Linked DNA regions of Homo sapiens: region 1 is linked to region 2. Evidence: chromatin loops called from intact Hi-C (ENCODE). Cell type or tissue: PC-9. All regions are shown on one strand. Each heading gives the region's core, and the rest is flanking DNA. Links, peaks and the distances in the headings are about the cores only. Region 1 has its middle 91 kb from the start of CD47. Region 2 overlaps CD47 (CD47 molecule).

The links. A loop is a pair of places that touch in the nucleus more often than their neighbours do. Peaks named below come from ENCODE experiments on the same cell type or tissue, not always from the same donor. Only the 100,000 strongest peaks of a DNase experiment are listed, where the experiment ranks them.
Region 1: a loop joins it to region 2, with 2.4 times the contacts of the local background. A loop is called at or near these places in 1 of 110 quality-filtered maps.

The regions. Positions count from the first base shown.
Region 1 is chr3:107,998,427-108,001,348 of GRCh38, reverse strand. No RefSeq gene overlaps it. Among named protein-coding and RNA genes, the nearest start is that of CD47, 91 kb to the left of the region's middle. RefSeq lists enhancers at 971-1,746, 1,613-1,907 and a silencer at 1,613-1,907. In PC-9, for the core only: no CTCF peak of the experiment used is centred there; a DNase peak (open chromatin) is centred at 1,768; H3K27ac peaks cover 2,500 bases.
Region 2 is chr3:108,051,357-108,054,274 of GRCh38, reverse strand. CD47 (CD47 molecule) reads left to right here. Exons shown (of 11, transcript NM_001777.4): 8 at 2,305-2,336. Among named protein-coding and RNA genes, the nearest start is that of CD47, 38 kb to the left of the region's middle. In PC-9, for the core only: no CTCF peak of the experiment used is centred there; a DNase peak (open chromatin) is centred at 994; H3K27ac peaks cover 474 bases.

The sequences.
Region 1 (2,922 bases), core at 241-2,740, 53 kb after region 2:
CTTCACACAGGGATCAAACAGGTAAACTGCAGGCCTGATCTCCAGGCAGCAATACTACCCTCACTCCCATTTGTGTTCCTCCTTTCCTTATAACAACTTGGGAGCTTCACTCCTTATATTCAATCCCTCCTTGCTTGAAATACCTAGAGAGACTTTTATTTTCTTGAATGAATCTATAACCAATACATCAGTCCTCTGCAAAGCACAGAGGCCATGGCATAGAGATTTTAGGGGCTCTAGAAGGTCATCTTCACCAGAAAATACAATCTTACATTCTCAATTAGAGATAAGCCTTAACATGAAAATGTGCCGGGGATAGCTATCATATTTGCTCAGATACTTACAGGGGATCATTTGATTGTATCAGAGTCTGTCCTTAGAGAAGGTTTTCTGTGTCAAGGGGGAAGAAGGTACAGGGTGCTAAAAGCAACAGGGTAGGAGGAGGAAGCTGTAATACGAAACAGTAAAGAGAGAAAAGCCCTCAGCTTGAGGAAAAAGTATCAGTAGAGAAAAGTGCAGGCCTGCCCAGGCAGCTCTAACTATAATTTAACTTTTCTTTATGTTTTAAATTTTTGTAAAATATACGTAACATAGAATTTGTTATTTTCACCATTTTAAGTATATAGTTCAATAGCGTTATGCACATTCATATTGTACAACCATCACCACCATCCATCCCCAAAACTTTAACGTATTTCCAAACTGAAATTCTTCATCATTTATACAGTAACTCCTCATTTTCCCCTCCCCCTAGCCCCTGACAACCACCATTCCACTGTCTGTCTCTATGAATTTAATTAGTCTAGGAACATGATATTAGTGGAATCATACAGTATTTGTCCTTTTGCGTCTGGCTTATTTCACTTAGCGTAATGTCCTCCAGATTCATCCATATTGTAGTGTGTGTCAGAATTTCATTCCTTTTTAAGGCTGCATAATACTCCATTGTATATTTATACCATATTTTGTCTCTCTATTCTTTCATCGATGGACAGTTGAATTGCTTCCATCTTTTGGGTTATTGTGAATAATGCCACTATTGAGACGGAGCAGGGACCTCTCTTTGGGCCCTGCTGGCCACCGCCTCCTCAACCCCAAGGATGGAAATAAAGGAAAATCTTGAGTTTCTTCAAGAGAAATTCCAGGGACCTAGCTAGCCTTGTGAAGGGAATGAGCAACTTGATGTGCATGAAGGTTAATAATAAAACAGTTGCCACCCAAAAAGGTTAGAGCCACAAGCTGTTTGGTTCCTTATAGAAACTAACTATAATATTTTTTTTTTTTTTTTTTGAGTTGGAGTCTCGCTCTGTCGACCAGGCTGGAGTGCAGTGGCGCCATCTCGGCTCACTGCAAGCTCCGCCTCCCGGGTCACGCCATTCTCCTGCCTCAGCCTCCCGAGTAGCTGGGACTACAGGCACCCGCCACCATGCCCGGCTAATTTTTTGTATTTTTTAGTAGAGGCGGGGTTTCACCATGTTAGCCAGGATGGTCTCGATCTCCTGACCTTGTGATCTGCCCGCCTTGGCCTCCCGAAGTGCTGGGATTACAGGCGTGAGCCACCGTGCCCAGCCAACTCTAATATCTTGACATGTGTCCCCGAGTTGTTTTTCAGAAAGCCGGACCGCCAGATGGAAAATGCTGAGCACGGTCACATAGACCTCAGGTAAGAGGGCACTGAGGACTGAACTCTGAGTGCCACTTTTTTGTTCTAAATTTCTCCTTGGAGAGAACACGCCTGGAGAGTCATGCCCACAGGCCAAACCTCAACATTCCTTTCTGCTGACCCAAAGTTTTAGACAAGGCTTTATTTGCTTAACCAATTGAAATTCAAATAATCTCTGAATCTACCTATGACCTGTAAGCCCTCACATCAAGATAGCCTGCTTTCCTGGGCCAAACCAACACAGAACCATTGTGTATTTGATTTACAATTCTGCCTGTGACTTTTGCTTTTCTGAAATGTAGCCCTGTCTTTAAAAACCCTTGCTTGTAAGCTATGAGGGAGGTCAGGTCTTAAACATTCCCAATTCTCTCTGCATGGTGCCCTGCAAATGAATGCCCTCCTTCCTCTCTCTGCAAACCTCCATGTGGATGTTTGGCTCTACTGCACCAGGCAGGCAGATCCAGATTCTGTTTGGTAACACTATGATCATTAATGTACAATTATATTTTCAAGTCTCTGATTTCAATTCTTTTGGGTAGAAAAATTCTACATGAAAGTGGAATTGCTGAATCACATGGTAATTCTAGGTTTAATTGTTGAGGAACTATCATACTGCTTTCCATAGCACCTGTGCTATTTTACATTCCCGCCAGCAATGCACAAGGATTCCAATTTCTCCACATCCTCACCAACACGTGTTGTTTTCTGCTTTTTAAATAATAGCCATTCTAATGGGTGTGAAGTTGTATCTCATTGTAGTTTTGATTTGCATTTCCCTAATGATTAGTGACGTTGAACATCTTTTTATGTGCTTATTGGCCATTTATATATCTTCTTGGGAGAATGTAACTTGACTTTGTCCATGAATTAAAAAAAGAATAAAGAAATTTAAGTCTGTAAGAAAGGGAAAAAAGTGATTCCATTGGGGCCTCAGAAATTATGAAAAAAAGATTTGTAAAGAATGTGTGAGATCACATTCCTTACATAAATTGGGTAGGAACGAATGCAGATTGGGACTTCTCTGCCTAGTCAAATAAACTTATCAGAAGGCAGATTCCAATATAAACTCAAACAAGCAGTGAAATAAAATGCATTAAAGCACATGAATTTCTATTAAACACGACATAAAACCCTATAAAAATAAAACTCTCCTTATCATTCAAATTGCAATTTTATGCCTCTGGGCTTCAAATGATGGAAAGTTGCAGTTCAGGCTCACGGGATAAAAAGGAGGGCAAATGTGATGGGCACAGCAAGTC
Region 2 (2,918 bases), core at 1-2,500:
GAAGAAAAGGAGTTACTTGGCGGTTAGCAATATTCTATTTTGTTTTGTTTTGTTTTTAGAGACAGGGTCTCATTATGTTGACCAGGCTGGCCTCGAGCTCCTGGGCTCAAGCAATGCTCCCACCTCAGCCTCCCAAGTAGCTGGGACTACAGGCATGTGCCACTACACCTGGCAGTGTTTATTCTGATAAATACATTTATGAGCTCAAAAATGTAACTCTAAAACCTTATCTCTGAACTTCCATATTACCATCAGAAATTTAGATAGTTGTTTAGTTCTCTTTTTCTTTGTAGAACATAGATATAAGGCATGGTTTCATTGAAGTCAGTTGTATATACATGTAACTATCCTGATGTTCCCAAATAAAGCTCTGTATTTCTGCTTAGTTTATTGGGGAGGCTGCTAAATGTAGTGCATCCCAACCCATTTTACCCTGTTCTACTTTAAAAAGAGGTTGGCTTCTTGTTTGGATACAAGGACCAAGTCACTCCCCCAGGTTCCTCCACAGTAAGGGAGGCCTATTTAAAGCCGCCCATGGCACTAACAGAAACTGGACTCCTATGAGCTCAGATACATAACTGGGCCTCACAGGGGTGGGACAGTATGTAGTCTAGGAATTGGAAGGATCCATTCCATATCAAAGAACTGAAGCATCGTGTTGCCCTCTCAGCAGCAAGAGTAAGGTGATGCCCCTGTCAGTTATAGTTCCTGAGTTCCTCTGTCTTTGATTCTTTGCCTATTAGCCAGCTAGCTCACCCTCTTGTTTATGCCACTGTTTTTTATCCTATTCATGCCTTCTCACAGACAACTTTTCTTACCTACAGCTTTGGACTCATCCTTGTCTCCTTTCTGTTTCTTTTTCACTTTCCCTTCCCATCACCAACTTTCTGGGTTTTTTTCTGTTTCTTCTTAGAGTCCAGTGGCAGGGAGAAACTTGTCAGTCCAGTCTGTTGCCATTTTTCCTGTTTGAGAAAGACTCACCAGCTTTTGGCTGGCTCACAGATTGGCTTTCCTTGGGTCAGGACCCACCCTTTTCCCTGCCAGCTTTGGAAGCTTGACAGAATTCGAGTGTGCAGTGGTGGTAAATAAATAGTAAGGAACACAGAGCAGTCCTGGAGGCGTGCCTCCATCTGCTGATGAGAAAATCCAGTGCTGTCATCCAGCCCAGGTCCCAGCGGAATGGGCCTCTCTGTTCAGTAGGATCCCCCTCCTGCTGAGTGGTTCATGGCATGTTTCTGTTCAACGCTTTTCCATCTGTAGGATTCTTATTCTGTATTTATTTGTTTTTTTGGGTTTTTTTATTTTTTGAGATGGAGTCTCGCTCTGTCGCCCAGGCTGGAGTGCAGTGGCACGACCCCAGCTCGCTGCAGCCTCTGCCTCCCAGGACGAGGGAGATCCTCCCACCTCAGCCTTCCACGTAGCTGGGACTACAGGCATGCACCACAGGCATGCACCACCACGCCAGCTAATTTTTGTATTTTTGGTAGAGACAGGGTTGCATCATGTTGCCCAGGCTGGTCTTGAATGCCTGAGCTCAAGCAATCTATTTGCCTTGGCCTCCCAAAGTGCTGGGATTACAGGCATGAGCCACCACGGCCAGCCTTCTCATTTGTTTTTTTTATAAGGAAGCTATCTCTTCTTCCCTCCCCAACTAGGGTATTCTTTTTCCCTTTCGTCACTTTGCTCATGTACTGTATTCCTTCAACTTCATTAATGAATCCATTTGGAAGCAGTGAAAAAGGCAACTCAGAAAGCTAAGAAGAAATAGATAGAGGAATACTCAGAGCTATCTGAGTATTTTCTTTAGTTTGTTAGCTCTTTGGAGCTTTGAAACTGGAAAGACCCAGGGAGTGATGTGGAGAAAGAGACTGAGCTTGTAAGACACAGGAGCAGTGAGCTAAGGGAGATGGAGTAGTGGGGACAAATTCTGGCACATTCTGTCTACACTCTGGGTAGATAGAGGAGGGAGGATGGAGCACCCATGGTGGGGGTATGTTGGTGACAGCATTTTCCCACCAGCCAGTGTAACAAGTGGCTGATTTGGGGGAAAGATGGCATAAACAAATGAGAGAATGTGTTTACTATTTGATGTAGATGGGTTATTTGCTTCATTTTTCAAATCAGTGTATATAATCAAGAATATTCAGCATGTTTGAATAGACTGTCAGAGCTGGAACTCTTTCATTAACATCTCTGGCACCTTTAGTTTTAGCCCTGAACATTTTATCTTAAAATTAAACATTACCAAATGCCTTAGTTTATTTCATTTATTAAATTTATATTCTTATTTGTTATTTATATCAGCTTCCAATCAGAAGACTATACAACCTCCTAGGGTAAGTTAAAGTTTATTAAATGAATTGTGAATGATCATTTGAGGGATTAGACTGAGGAACTTGGTAATTGAGATATTTTGCTATCTGTTTTGTCTCACGTCAAATTAAGAGAATGTTGAAGTCATTGCATGACCTTTGCATGAATGGGTCCAGTTCTATTTTAAAACCTGTGTTTGGTCATTTTAGTGTCAATGGGATGGAATAAATGATTTCTTAAGATTGTACTGACTTCTCACACCCAAAACTGGAAAGTAGGAATAATGGCTATATTATCTCTGCAATCAGAAGGAAGCTGATTCCAATATATCACCTCACCTGTTGGATTCATTGGATGTGCATACACAGAATGACAATTTCAGGCTTAAAAATGAGGAGAAATCTATACTAAGTTGACATCACTGATAATTATAATCTATAAAATAAATGTAAATATTGCTGAAAACATCTGTTCGGAGTTATGATTCGATCCTCTCCCATACAAATGTTTTATAAACATTTTTTCCCTTAAAACTGTGCTTAAGGTTTCATTGTACCTTAGATACCTTATTAAGCCATCTGAGGAAATTGCAAGAAAGGAGTAAT